Linked DNA regions of Homo sapiens: region 2 is linked to region 1. The links are chromatin loops, found by intact Hi-C in ENCODE. Cell type or tissue: heart left ventricle. All regions are shown on one strand.

Region 1 (8,000 bases):
AATGTGACTATTTAATGTGCCCAATCTCATAACAACTAGCTTGTTGGCTTTTTCAATATATTGTGCGTCATTTATTGTTATAACATCTAGTTTGATGATATGCTACCTATGCCTGTAATTGAAGGGGCATATAAATGCATTATCATCAAACATTCCTTATGAAACATACACCTGCACATACACACCCTTCTTAACCATCAGTCATACAGCTTGGAAGTCAGAAATTAGCAATTGACTTCCTTGGGTAAAGAAGTGCTGAGGAATTAGAGGCTGGATGAGATTCCACATAAAGATGTTTTCAGTAAGTCTTGAGAACAAAAACTTCTATAATGTGTGGGAGGAACATGAACTATGGTTGGAAATAATAATAATGTCAGCCATACCTGCATCAGGGTTTTACTAAGATCACAAAAGACAGTATTTCTTTAAAAATATTTGAGTGGCAAATATAAGAAGTTATCATTATTTACATTTCTGCTATGAAATTAGTTTAGCAAATAACTTTTCTGTATGACTGCTAAGACCTCATTATTGATGGATTCAATCTTTCCTGTCCAGTTTTTACAGTTACTGGTCACATTTTAAGAGGAAAACTGGATGAGTTTGGAAGAATTGGGGATGGTTAGTATGTAGAAGCAAAGACTAAGAGAAGAAATAATAGTAAATTCCAAATAATATGAGTATCATGAAGGAGGAGCTTGTTGTATGCTACTGGATAATATAATATTAGTATCATGAGGTTAACAATAAAAGGAAAAGAAGATTTGGGTTCAATATAAGGAGTCATGTCCTATTAATCAGAGTTGACCAAAAGTGGGATATAATGCTTTGTTAAAGAGTAAGTCTTACCGAAACAAGTGTTCAAGAAGAGGCTGACTAATAATTTCTCAAAGATGCTCTAGAAGGAATTTTTTACCTACATAAATCTGGTTGTATTACGTGACTGTTAACCCTACTGTTGTCCTAGAAGGGGCAGTATAAAAGGGCATGGTGCAAGGAAGATTTAAAAGTGTGGATAAACTCTTGTCTGCCAGCCACAGGGAGAGAACACACCCATTTTCCAGGGAAGTTATTTCTGATAGGGAGCTACTTGATAATCAAATTTATATAAATAACAGGAATAGTTAAAGCCTGACTTTTAAGTCATTCTATTCATTTATTTACTAATTCACCAGTTTATCAATATAATTGTATTTTTTGAGTGCCCCTTATGAGAAAACTCTGTGATGAGGACAAGCCTGGAAGGATTCCAAATGTAGTTTGAATTCTCGTGGTATCTAGACAACAGAAAGAGGAACAGTATTGTATTGGGTGGGAGATGGATGAGAGGAATTGATTTAAGAATGAGTTAATAACAGAGAAATGTCACCAAAAAACATTAGCAAATATATTTCCCTTCCCTTCCCTTTCCTTCCCTTCCCTTCTCACTTCCTTCTTTCGTTCTTTCATTCCTTCCTTTTAGTCTAGGATACGTCCATTTGGGACAATATAGTTTTTATCAGTTTCTTCTTATGTACCAGCTGGCATGGACTCTCCATTTTGCATGAGGCTCATCTGAGCATTTGCCAACCACTCTAAGAGTAGCCTGGCAGTTCAACTATAATAGTACCTTTTTTTCCCAACTTATCAAAGACATTTGTACTAATATATTCTCAGAATAGGAATTGTTAAAATTCTGTGTTCTCTTACTCAAAAAAAAACCACCACAGAAGTAGATTTACACAGAGTAGATACTAAATATTTTTGTATATATTAATAAATGAATAAAATATATCAAAGATTTATCATATATTTTATATAATATTTTGTACCAGCATCTTATTTAAAGTCATAACCAATCCTGTGAATTACTTTTATATTACTTTTATACAATATTTGTATAATTCAATTTTGCTATTTGAAATATAATTTTGAACAAAAATAATATTTTTGCTCAATATACTTACATAGGTATGATTTAAATATGCACACAATTGTGTGTTGGGAATAATTCAGCTCAAGGCTTAAATATGGCATTGACGAACTTTGTGGCAGACCAGGAAGTATTGAGTATCTTTTACAATTGAGCAAAGTGGGGCTTAGAAAGAATTTTACCTTACATATAACAGCTTGTAACTTTGGGGAATCCAACTCTTCTAATCTCAGAATCACTTATTTTTTCTATAACAAACTGTCTTAATATCTATCTTTTTGTTGACATCTTTCCTAATTGAGATATCTGAAGAAGGTGGGACATAAATGGTAGATGTACGTCTTTCATTTGCCAGGAAAGTACATAGAGTATACTTCACTGGCTTTCATATATTAAATAGAGCTAGGAGTCTTCAATTTTCAATCAATATTTAGTAGTGCAGACATTCTGTAATCTTGACAGAAGCAAAATAATTTAAAAAGTTTTAAAGAAACTTAAAAGTTTTATTGAATGCTAATAAAATACTCTTTTGAAATACATGTTGCTTAGATCTTCTTGGTTCATTTTTCTTATTTGGCAAAAGAAGACAATTGGATTATATGATCTTCAAGATCCTGCCAAGAGCAATATTATTTTCAGCATTATGAAAAAACACTTGCAACTTTTCCAGCTTTTAGTAGCTTCTTTCCTTTTTTGTTTTTGTCACTCTAGCTCCAGACAATTTTTACAGTATAAAATATTAATATAACCATGGTTGATGGCTTCCAATATGCTTATAAGTTTATACATCTTCCTGTTTAATGGCATCGGTTTCGTTCAACAGTGTTGGAAATTTGGGAGGAGGAGGTTATAAAACCAAGTCTCATTAGTTATTCTAGAGTCTGCTTCATATTAGTCTGTGATTTTTTAGGTGTTCATGCTTATCTCTTTCTGAAGTGGATGGAAATTATATTCTCTTACTTGTACCTACAAAACATATCACCTCCCAGCAAAAGACATGTTATTGATATCTTGCTGACAGGAAGAATGGTTTGTGTTGACGATAACCACTTCCTGTACCCTGATCCGACCATTTATCCTTTGGGTGCCACCTCTCATGGCTTCTATAGGCTTGCTGGGCACATTTAAAAATGGCCATTCTGTCAACCTTTTTATGTGGTGAGGACATCCAGACTGCTACACTTACCAAATACAGAAAATGGCACTGGCAATAGCACAAAAGTCACCTCTGTTCTGACTCAGCTGTGGCCAATGACACAAGCTAAAAACACGTGAGAAAACTGCTGCTTGTCTTGGGAAGATACACACATTCTAAAGAAAGAAAGCTATTTTGGAAATTCTGGATGTGACAATCTTTCTTGTTCACACTCAGTAAACACATTAGTTGAATTCCTCTGATTGTCAATTAGCAATGGTTTTGCCAAGAATACTGGTATTGATGCTGTTTTTAGCACTGAAAAATCCTGTGGGAGAAATGAGGAATTTAACACATTGTAGGTGTTAAGATTCCTGGGTGTCTGACAGTATCCCTGGAACCATTATCATTAATTAACTTTTCAATCAGAAAGGCAAACTACTTTGCTGTTAGGCTTCCAGATGAGGTTTTTTGAAAAAACAGTAAGATAATAAAGGCTTGGATTGCTCCTACTTCCTGAGGCAAGTCACATCTCATATTATTCAGAACTTGGACTGAAGAGCTCATAGGGCAAGTGAGGCCAAGGTCAGGAGTCTTCAGACATCTTGGGCCAAGTGCCATTCTAGAAGAAATGATTCTCTTCCTCAGTCACCATCTATCTATGCCCCCAGGTTTGACTCGCTCTTTTCCCAAGGAGTGCTGTTCATTCCTGACACAAGGGAGACCAGAAAAGAGATCATGAATGACAGTGAAAACCTTTATGACACTGACATAAAGCAGAGAGTTAGACTGAATATGAGTTGGTAGCTTTTCCTTTGTATCTGTGTAAGTTGAATCATACAAAATTGTCATTTTGGTGATTCAAAAGTGTAAAACAAAAGCAAGTTCATATGATTCAAGCTTACATTTTTTTCTCACTATAAGAAAGAGGATTTAAAGAATTGTATTAGGTTAGCGAATCTGATTTCTTTCATGCAAATACAGCTCCTCGAGGTAAATGATCAGAGCTATAATATTTTAAATATAGAACAATCTAAAATAAAACTTTAAAGAAACAAGATGACAATATTTAATAAATAAACCATTTATTACTTAAGCCTAGTAAATTATAGGAATGATGTGTGGTTATTATGAGCTCCTGGAGCCACAGTGCAAGTGTTCATATTGTAGCTCTGATATTTTTTCTTCACCTTAAATAGGTTACTTACTCAGTGACTCCATTTTCTCACTATTAAATTGGGAATAATAATTGTGCCCATTACCTAAGGTTGTTGTGAGGATTAAATGAGTTAGCCAAATCAAATGTTTAGGATGGTGCTGAATAAATATTAGCCACTATAAATATTGTTACTTATAATTACCAATCTTTGAACGATCTAATGGAAGAAAACTAATTAGATGTGCAGACACCTGTCTTTTGAAATAGATTTTCAATCCTGAGCAACTGATCTTAGAGCCCAGTACTATATTTTTAAGTGTCTGTGTTAGGCAAAGCTCATGTGAATGTTAGGTGATAACATTGTCAATGATGACTGAAGCATTTCACATGATGAACTTTAGGAGAAGAGCCAGGAACTCCAGTGAGCTCTAAAGATAGATCAGCCTGCACAGAATTCATCTTGTGCTGGTTTATGGGTCAGGAGTGTAATAACACCACAGTAAGCCTCTTAAAGGATAAGTAGATTGGATGAGGACAACATTATTTACTTTCTTGGTCACGATGCTCTAGCTCCTATCAAATCTTCTGTGTCTGAAATTTTGTCACACTGATTCCTGTCACCAGGAGTTGATCAGGGTCAACTCTCTCTTGTACTCTGCAGTGAGGGACAGGAATTCTGCAAGGCTCAAGAAGTGTGTATCAACCAAGTTTTCACTTGTGCAGGGTGAGAGATAAGTTCTCAATATCGCACTAAGGGATGAAATACATGAGATGGTGTTCATGGTCAGATGGCTACCAAAAATACAAGAAGGCAGAATCCCAAACCAAGGAGAATTTTCAGGGCACTGGGCCACTACCATTCCCTTGAATGATGGATTCCCTGAAAACTGTGGAGGTCATGGACAGATGGCTACAATCTCTAGAAAAATGGACCCCTTTCGTACATCATTTAGCAGTGGACCTGAAGCAAAAAGTCTCTAGTAATTGCTCTACACTGATGATGTGAGGAAAAATAGGTCATTGTGCAAAAATTCTTAACCTCCCTGATTCTTACTCTGTCAAATGTGTTTGTTCTGACAATTCTGTGACCTTGTTTAACTATCCAACTACTCCTAGTTAAAGTAACATTGCTGGAAAAGAAATACACAACTCAGCTAACTAGTTTCACTTTAATTTCACAATATTTCTTAATTGACTACTCAACACTGCCTACAATCCTGACATCTCCCTGAAGGATTCCCTTTTCCCCTCTCCAACGTGAAAATTTGATGCCTCTGTCTGTCTCTCCTCCTCTCTTCCATTCATCAGCTATCTCGCAAAGAACACTGAGGTGTGTCTCACAAAGAACACTGAGGCCCTCTGTTAGGAATACTCTCCTTCCACCGGCAAACCAGAAACCCGTGTCTGTGCCCATACACTCTGCCCTTCCTGCAACTCCTTTGCTTATTCTTCTTCCATTCTCAAGGGCTTAGCTCACACAGTTCAGCCCAGTCCTCCAACATCACCAATGTATTCCTCTCTATTGATTTTTCACCACCAAAATTACATTTTTAAAAAAACCAAAAAACCCTCTCTTGACCATCATATCTACAATCTACTAATAAATTTCTTTCCATTCTTTTACAAAAAAACCTATTGAAAAAGTTGTTTCTGTTTTCTGTCTCTGCTTTTTCTTCTCAACCCACTCCAAGAAGACTCTCTCTCCTCTTTAACTCCCTTCTAAATCTGCACTTGTAAAGGTCAACAATGATGTTCATATAGCCAAATTCAATGGTACTTGCCCACTTAGTTACAATTAACAGCAAAGACCACTGTTTTCATCTCCACACACTCCTTGTTATTTGGTGAGGTGTCACCTTCTCTTCTCCATCCATATTCAGTCTCCAGGTAATACTAGTCATGGCTTTATATGCTGGTAAATCCCATATTTATAGCCTTCGTCCTCCACTGCTCCTCAGATCTCTGGACTCATATATCCAATTGCAGACTTGGCATGCACACTTGGCGTATCAAAGTTTAAATGTCCTAAATGTTGCTATTAATATATCTTTTCTCCTTCCCAGACATCTGTTCCTCCCCCATCCTAGTAGGTGCCTCAAATTCATCCAGTTTGCACAGGCCGAAATTATATATCATCATTAATTTCTTTTTTTCTCTCTCAGTTCTCAAATCTAATTCACCAGCAAATACTCTAAAGTGTGTTCTTCTTTATTTTCTGAAGGAATTTGCATAAGATTAGTGATATTTATTCCTAAATGTTTTATAGACTTTACCAGTGAAACTATTTGGACTTTTCTTTGTGGAAGATTTTCGATAACAATTTCAATTTACTTTAGAGAGTCATTTAAAATTTCTGTTTGATCTCTCATCAGTCTTGGCAAGGAGGCTTCATGAGGTTTGTCAACTTTGTCAGCATAAAGTTGTTTATACTATTTATTTCTTTATAGTCTGGAGAATCTTTGATGAATTCCTTTCATTCTTGATTTTGGTAATTTATGTTTTCTTTCCTTTTTTGTTGATAAATCTAGCAATGGGCTTATCAATTTTGTTGTCTTCTATAAAGAACTACCTTTTTGCCTTATTAAATTTCTCTATTGTTTGTTTTCCTTTGTCTATGATATTTAACAAGCTAAAAATATAGTTCATTGCTGGGAAATCAACTAGGAATATGGCACATAAAAGATGTTTGAACTCTTAAAAATGTAGCACTTTTGAGCAAAGGAGAAATGTGACATATTTTGCTGCCTTGTGAAGATTTCTGGTAGCTTAAGTCTCTTTCTTATTATTTTTCTCCATTATTTTTAGGGCATTTTCCCTTCCTCTTCTCCCTTTCTGAGACAGATAACTACAGATGTCCCCTGTCTTAGAAACAGTTCTTCAATCCCCATGTCACAGGGCATTACTGACTGAGGAGATCCTGAAGGTGATGGCGTAACTTGTTCCAAATATTTTTCACCAAGAAGGCATTTTGGTCTCAGGATCTATTTTCACTTTGGACAATATGGAAAACCTCAAAGAGTTTTTTGTTTTGTAGATTATACCTATGACTATCTATGATTATTAAAAATGAAAACAAACTTTGTAAATATTTATTTTAAAATAATAACAAATCTATTATGCATAGCAAAGTTATATATTTTATATGAAATAACTATTTCATATAAATATTAAAAATATAATAACTATTATTGAGAAGTTTCATTGCTTTACATTTTTGTATATCTCTTGTTATCTGGCTTTACAGAAGACAAGTAAATTCTCATTTCTGCTTTTGCATTCAGTCTGTTGAAATATATTTTTTTGATTGGAGTATATTAAGAAAATGTAGCCTTACACAATATGTAGTTGGAGGCCGGGCATGGTGGCTCATAGCTGTAATCCCAGTACTTTGGGATGCCAAAGTGGGAGGATCACTTGAGGCCAGAGGTTTGAGACCTGACTGGGCAACATAGTGAGACCTCATCTCTACAAAAAATTCTAAAAAATTAGCTGGGCATGGAGATGCTTGCCTATAATATCAACTAGTAAGAAAGCTAAGGTTAGAAGATTGCTTGAGCTCAGGAGTTTGAGGCTACAGTGAGCTATGATTATGCCACTTCACTCCAGCCTGGGTGACAGACTGAGACCCTGCCTCTAAAAAACAAAAACAAACAAAAACAAAAACCCAAGAAATACATAGTTGGAAAAGGTAGGATTAATTTTGATAGCTTCTTTAGATAATTGTGGATATTCTCCTCTGATACTACACTAAAACTCAATGAGTGGTAGTTTTTAAAGAGTAATTACAATGTTGA
Region 2 (8,000 bases), 120 kb after region 1:
CATTGGTACTGCTGTTTTATCACTTTATACTAATATTGCATTTTTTTTTTTTTTTAGATGGAGTCTCGCTCTATTCCCCAGGCTGGAGTGTGATCTCGGCTCACCGCAACCTCCACCCCATGGGTTCAAGCAATTCTCCTGCCTCAGCCTCCCGAGTAGCTGGGATTACAGGCCCGCACCACCACGCCCAGCTAAGTTTTGTATTTTTAGTAGAGACTGGGTTTCACTATGTTGGCCAGGATGGTCTCGAACTCCTAACCTCAAGTGATCCACCCGCCTGGGCCTCCCAAAGTGCCGAGATTACAGGCATGAGCCACTGCGCCTGGCCCATATTGCAATTTTTAAAGTAATTCAAAAGTATGTAATTTGGAAGGAGGCTGTCATGGTTTGAAGAGCTCTAAATTAAGACTTGGCTGGCATTCACATTCTGCCCAGCTAGGCATTAAATGTTGAAAAATAGGTAACTCATGTAATTTCTCTAATCTCTTACTTTCTTATCTGAAAGACAAGGGAAATAGTAACTATTCTTGCTATCTAATGCAGTTGTAATGAGGACCATAGTTGTAATGAGAATCAGGAGGAAATGTACATAAAATTTTTATGAAGTGTGATTTACCTTTTATTATTTGTTTAACATAATTTATAATTTTTACTCGAGTGACCAATTTCCACCCTTCATGTCTTATCAGTGACAAGAGATACCTGCTCTCTACATACATTGCTCAGCAAATTGTAGCAAGCAGCTTCTATTCTTGTGAAGTCTGGTTGTATATATAAGACATAACCAAAGTTTATAGTTAGAAAAACACTCAAAATATCTAATTAGGCTTCTTTATGAATTTGTAAATAAAGAGACTGAAGCCCTGAGATAGTTAATAGTCTGCTTAAGATCAATGTACTCTGATATGTAATTTAATGCTTACTATGGCTCATGCATGATGCTATTGGCACTAATAGCTGGACTGCACTTGTCTGGACTAGTGGGCTTTGTTTCAATATTTTAGATCAGGGTAAGCAAACTACAGTTCATGGGCCAAATCTAGCCTACTACCTGTTTCTGTAAATAAAATTTTTTGGAACACAGTCACACCCGTTTGTTTAGGTATCATCCACGGCTGCTTTAGTTCTACAGTGGCAAACTTGAGCAGTTGCAACAGAGACCATACGACCCACAAAGCCTAAAATATTTCCTGTCTGGCCCTTTACAAAAAAAAAGTTTGCTGACCTCTGTTTTAAAATAAATATTTTTTATAAAATTCTCTGGAATATCTTTGAAAAGTGATTTATACTTTTTAGGATAAAATTCAAATTTTCAGAAGTAAAATGTAAAAGAGAAAACTTTTATTCTTCTTAGGTGATGTTTCTGGCACCGGTGGAACCTAGCAGAACTACCTGGTACAGAGTAAATGGTTGTCTGTGAATTTTTGTCAAGGGAAGGAAGGAAGCAAGGAAGGAGGGAGCAAGAGAGAGATGTTGGGAGGGAAGGGCAGGAACAAAAAGACTAGGTGACAGGTAGAAAGATCAAATTCAAGGTCTTAACGTCATGAAAATGAGAAAAAAAGTGATTTTTTTTTTCTGCCATGCTCTATGAGTATTCTGAACAAGGTAATAGATTTTCTCTCCCATTGAGACATTTTGCTTTCATTCTAAAACTGGAAACATGTAACATAAGAAGAAAATTTGGCTGAGATGTGTAGTTCTGAGCTACTGCCTGTAAGTAAAATAGATACAGTGAGCCCTCTTATCCATGGGGCATATGTTTCAAGCACCCCAGTTGATATCTAAAACTGAGGATAGTACTGAACCCAATATCTGCTATGATTTTTCTTATACATACATACATACCTATAACAAAGTTTAACTTATAAATTAGGCACAGTAAAAGCTTAACAACAATATAATAGAATAGTTATAACGATATGTCAGCATCACTACACTTACACTTTGAGGCCATTATTAAAAAAAAAAAGGGTCACTTGAACATAAGCACATACCACAACAGTCAATCTGATAACCCAGACAGCTATTAAGTGACTGGGCGGGTAGTGTCTCCAGCGTGGATATACTGGACAAAGGGATAATTCAAGTCACAGTTGGGAAGGTGCAATGTTTCATCACACTACTCAGAATAGTGCACACTTTAAAATTTAGGAATTGTTTATTTCTAGACTTCCCCATTTAATATTTTCAGGGCCTGGCACAGTGGTTCACCCCTGTAATTCTAGCACTTGGGAGGCCACAGAGGGCAGATTGCTTGAGTTCAGGAGTTCGAGACCAGCCTGGGCAATATGGCGAAACCCCGTCTCTACAAAAATACAAAAATTAGCTAGCATGGTGGTGCACACCTGTAGTTCCAGCTATTCGGGAGGCTAAGGTAGGAGGCTGGCTTGAACCTGGGAGGCAGAGGTTGCAGTGAGTAGAAATAGCACCACTGCACTCCAGCCTAGGTGACAGAGCCAGACCTTGTCTCAAAAAGAAAAAAAAAATCTCTCTATATATAGATACATCCATATATATTTTTTCTGGATATATATAATTTGTACATATATATACATATATATTCAGAGTGTGGTTCACCATCGGTAACTGAAACTGTGAAAAGCAAAATTGTGGATAAGGGGGGACTACTGTACCATAAATGCTAACTTTGGTAGAAGTTAAAGATTTTGTTTTGCAGAGCAAGAAAAAATGAACCTCATGATTTACACATGTTCTTCTGGGAAAAAGAACAACAACAACAAAAAAAACATTAAAAAATAGATTTTTCCATAAGAAACAAGAAAGCAATGGATACTTCTGGAAAACTCTCAATCCTTGTTTCCTAGGGGATCATAGACCAGGGGTTGCCTTGGCAGGGATTTAATACATCATTTAACCAAAAGACTACTCTCAGTTCATTAAACATGGATTGCATATGCTTCTCTCATGCTATTTCTAAAGCAGGTTATTGTAAAACAGTGCTAGCCCATGAATTCTCAAGAGAAAAATGTCATGAGAAAGATACCATAGGAAATGTATCTATTTCCTTATTATATTCCTATTTCTTCACTTCGCTTTTGCCTGGTGAGGTCATGCAAGTTAGAACCTTCAGCTTATTGTTTTAAGAAGAATTCATCTAGTTCACTTTGGTTCCTGGGTGGTAAATTGCTCAAAGACCTCCCATGGGTAGCAAACCTTTGTATTGTTATCTCATTACACAACAATGAAGGCTAGTGGAATGAATTTTTTAATTTTTTTTTTCCTCACTGCTGTTTGTCTCTGCTACATAACAATGTGATACAGAATGAAGCTGGCTCAAGTCTCTGTATGTGATATTAACTTGGAACTGCTTCTTGGCTGTCATCATTGACCATGTCACCACTTTGTCACCTGACTCCTAGATTTTGTCAACTGGAGCTGGGTGTCTGAGATCACTTTCATCCCTGTGGAATGTGCCTGCAGTGTTTGCATGAGGGCCGGTCCACTCAGACTTCCCACACAAGGCTATCACTGCTGATGGAATTGTTTTACTTGCAATCTCTGTACTTGTGAGATTAATATAAAGCCCTCCAATGGGGAGGAGGAAGAGGATTCTAAGAATGTCAAAGGAGGAAGCATTTCCTCTAGCTATTTGATTGTGAGGTTAATTTTATGAAACAAAATAGGTGTGAACCTTTTACTTACAGCTTTTTTATCTCACCCAATACTGCGGCCGGGCTTCCCTCATCCGGCTTTTCTTTCATTCAAAAAAGAAAAAAAAAGTGTTATCAAATCCCAGAACTCAGTCCCCCAGCATCTGTTTACACTTCATAGAGTGACTGAGTATGTGTGAAAAGAAAATGGCAGCAACAAGAAATAAGGAATGACCCCATTCCTAAACTCGAGGATATTCAGTTTCTCCCCTCTTTCATTCTCCCCTTCCTCAATTTCCATCCAAACAACCTCACTCTGTGTGTGTGGAAGTTTGCTATTTGATGCTCAAGGTTAATTTTAATACTTAAATGATTCAGCTGTTAGTTCTTCAGCAACCTGTGTGATTCCCTCTGCTTTTGGTGACTGTATAATAGGTACAGAGTAAACAACAGGATTCGTTTTCACCTACACTCACAATGGAAAATCCTTTCATTTGCTTTAAAGTCATACCTCTCAAAAACTAAAACTATTTTAAATACTTTATTATTTAGTTAAAACTATTCAAGCATATCACAAAACATGACTGAACAAAGAAATATGAAAAGGAAGTGTCGGGGAAGAAAGGATTCAAAGTTCTGATGGAGTCCCAACAAAACAAAATAACAATGATCATTTTAGTATCTTATACATTTTCCTTTTCTATTTCAAAGAAAATCTCAATAAGCATGCTAGCCTGTAACATCATGGTTTTAGGCTTCTAGTTCTGTTCCTGCTTAACTACATTCAGTCCTGTCTGTAAGAACCCCACTGGGAGACAAAAAACATTCCCTTTGCTGGCAGGTGGTCTTTTTGTAAGCACTTTTCAATTGAAAACATATGTGTCTGGGTGTGAGGAGGCTTCTGGTAAGTTAGTGGGGAGCTTATGCCAGGGAATGATTGAATTCTACAGGCAAATGCAGGGTAAACATGCATAGCCTTCCCTTTCTTTCAAAATGAAGGCAGAGGCTTTCATTTCATGTAGAAGTTCTCCATTCTACCCACCCTCACCTTCAAGTCGGAAGTCAGCCTTAACTGTCATACAATATAATTCAATATTTACAGTCTTTTCTTATCAGTGTAAACCTAAGACCCCTTGTTTCTCCCCCCTTCTCCTGGTCTTTTCCACCAAGATGGGTTAAACTACCAACAACTGGGGATTGATCTTCTTAGGGATAAAACTTCTTTCTCAGACCTCAGAATGCTTCACAGTTAATCGAAGAGAAAAGAGAGTTGCCAAAGCAAATGTCTTTTCAATTAAGAACCAAAAAATCTTTTTCCTATTCAAAGAAGGGGGAAAAGGCTTTTGGCAAAAGCTTTTTAAAATGAGAAATATGATGCAGGAAGAGCAGTATGTAAATAACCATTTGAAAAGAAGTCAATTAGAAAAGTGCAAGAAAATAATTATAATAAAATAGATTTTGATAATAAAGTTTTTACTAAACTTCAGTCTTTACTAAACCTCTATTAGGTGCCTTTCCCCATCTGAACACACCTTGATAAAAAGACTCAAGGTGGCTAATGCCCTTACAGCTTTCTGTTACATTTCCTGGAAAGAAGAAAGACTGAGTTAGCTTCGTATAAATTAGAATTTAATTTGCAATGTAACTAAAACTGTAAAGGCATTTCCTCCAAATCCCAAACTCTAAAAATAATTGAAGATTGCACAGAAGCAGTGAATTACTGAATAATATGGGAAAACGTACTTTACTCCAAGCCCAAAAGTACTTTATAAACAACCGTACCTCACAAATATCAGTGACAAGAAGAGGTTAGATTGATCCTGTTTAAGTTACTGGTCACTTAATTAACATTTGCTATATCAACACTATAATGCTTCCCAAAACACCAATGCTCTGTAATGAAATTTCTTTTGCTGGAAACTTCAAAGTTTTCTTTATTGGTTCAGAGAAAGTGACAGCACATTTTCCCTCTGTCCTAATAAATGACTTTTGAACATTTACTACAGAAAGTGAATATAACCAAATCAAGGGGAAAGTCACATTGCTTATCTTGGAAAATATTGAAAATGAGGCAAATTCCTCTTATTTTCTTCTTAACGGAATATCTTGCACCCTACTTGTATATCATTGGTTTATACATGAAGCAGCTTGCAATAGATAGAGTGTTACATGTGCACTTTAGAATTCCTAGGAGCTGCTTGAGTAACCCAGAAAAAGGAGTCAAGAATTATTAGACTGTCCTTCAGTTATTACAGACTAATTAGAAAATGGAAAACAAGCTAATTCCAACCCCCTCAAAATCATGATACTTTGTTGTTATATATTGCATTTCAGACATGACTTCATTATTTGTCAGAACATTCTTCTTAGTGTAGGTAGCAACGGTTTTCTCCAGTTTATAGAAGCATAAACTTGGGCATAAAAAGATTAATTGATTTCTGTTGGGTAGAGAAAATCTATACTGAAAGGAGGGAGAGACCAACTTTCTCCAGGGACTCCAGAGCCTGCTGTTTCTCTAGGATATAGAAACCACATCATCAGCAATCTTCGTAACATGTTCTTAAAGTCTTTGACACAACACTGATATTAATCATCTTCATAATATTGACTTAAGAAGGTTTGGGGGTTTTGTTCGTTTATTGTTTTATACTAACACACTACACTCACATAGAATATAGTTAATGATTGGTTGAACAGCATGTTGCATATACAGTAACAAATAAAAGATGAAAATCAGTAAATGATGCTTAAATCTTAATTCAAGAGTGCACGAGAGGTACAGTTAAGAATTGTCATTACTTACTCCCAGAAAGTACTATTTAAGGACAGAAAATTACATAATTGTGCTTGCTTCGGCAGCACAGATACAAAAATTAGAAAATTACACAGAGAAACTTCAGAAGTCTATGATTTCATGAAAAATGGATAACATAATTATAACACCCTTATAAAAATATCTTTAGGAGATTGCTTTACTTAGGTAGTTTTCCCTGTTTGAATGTATCACCTTTACTTTCTCTAATATCTCTGCAATTCATGCATTCATTACTTCACGTAATTGATAAATATTTATCCAATACCTATATTTTGCCTGGAAACTTCGCTTAATATTGGGGATCCTAATACTGGGGCAATAAGATAGGCAAGGTCCTTATTCCCAAGAAATTTATAATGGTAAACAAATATGATAAAGGAGGAAACATGTTCTATCAGGGTGACAACAGAAAGTGGAGATCATGGAAAGCTGGAAATTCCATGCCCCTTGTAAAGAGTATTGTGCCATAAGGGGGCACAGGCCACAGTGCACACAGATTATGGATTTTTCAAGAGGAGCTCAAGGCTTTATTTTTTTGGTGGTTGTTGTTTGTTTTATTAGTTGTGAAATTATTTATAATTAAAGCAAAAAATGTTTTTAAAGTATATATATAGTGTTGTGTTCTCTCATAAATATTGTTGGGCTTAAGAGCAGATTTTCTGGCCTCAAATACTGATTTTGCTACTTCCACGATGTATGAACCCGGATACATTATTGTACTTCTCTGTGCTTTAGTTTCCTTAACTGTAAAAGAAGACATCCCTCATCAGGTGTTGTGTGTAATGAATGAATTTATGTATCACACTTAGAATCTGGCATGCAGTAATCACTCAATTAATCTTTACTATTACTATGGTCTTGTGGGAAAGATGTGATTAAGGAAGCAACTACAGTAATGTGTTGTAAGTACTCTGTCAGGGGAATTTCCAAATGTGGTGGAAATGCAATGCAAGAGCATTTGACTTCAGTCTGTGGACTATATGTATGGTAGAAAGTTGTAACATGGAGGTCAGGGTAACTTCCCTGAGGAAATTATACAGGAAGGAATAGTAGATTTCAGCCTAGTATATTGTAGATTCTAAAAGTAGCTCAATTGGGAGCACTCACAACAGGTAAGGGAAAGGGTGGAAAGAGTTGAGGCTGGAGAAAAAAGCAGAGGCACAAATGGCCTTCCAAGACAGTTATGTTAAGAGGTTTAATTTTGTTTAAGAACAATAGAAAATCATGGAAGCAGAGGTGCAACACATTCTGCATTTTTGAAAGTTGCGTTTTGGTTGTTTGGAGAACATAGAGGTCAGTGAGATGGAAGACAATATGATCAGTTAGGAGGTTTTGGTGAGTATCCAGGTAAAAAATAATGATGGCATTATTGGAGCAGTGTTAGGGGTCATGGAAAGGAGTGGGAAGATATACCAATATTTACTTGCTAAAATTGATGTTTGGTTAGTTTTGGGGGTTGAGGGGAAAAAAAAAGACATAAAGATGTTTTTCCAAGTTTTCTAATTTTTTTTTTTTTTGAGACAGAGTTTTGCTCTTATTGCCCAGGCTGGAATGCAATGGCATGATCTCGGCTC

What was found. Peaks named below come from ENCODE experiments on the same cell type or tissue, not always from the same donor. Only the 100,000 strongest peaks of a DNase experiment are listed, where the experiment ranks them.
Region 2: it touches region 1 in a loop (8-fold over the local background); 6 of 110 quality-filtered maps call a loop at or near these places.

What each region holds. Positions count from the first base shown.
Region 1 is chr6:122,125,283-122,133,282 of GRCh38, reverse strand. No RefSeq gene overlaps it. Among named protein-coding and RNA genes, the nearest start is that of HSF2, 270 kb to the left of the region's middle. In heart left ventricle, no CTCF peak of the experiment used is centred here; no DNase peak of the experiment used is centred here; H3K4me3 peaks cover 682 bases; H3K27ac peaks cover 5,682 bases.
Region 2 is chr6:122,004,033-122,012,032 of GRCh38, reverse strand. It overlaps a transcript of LOC105377979 not described here. Among named protein-coding and RNA genes, the nearest start is that of HSF2, 390 kb to the left of the region's middle. In heart left ventricle, no CTCF peak of the experiment used is centred here; no DNase peak of the experiment used is centred here; H3K27ac peaks cover 4,976 bases.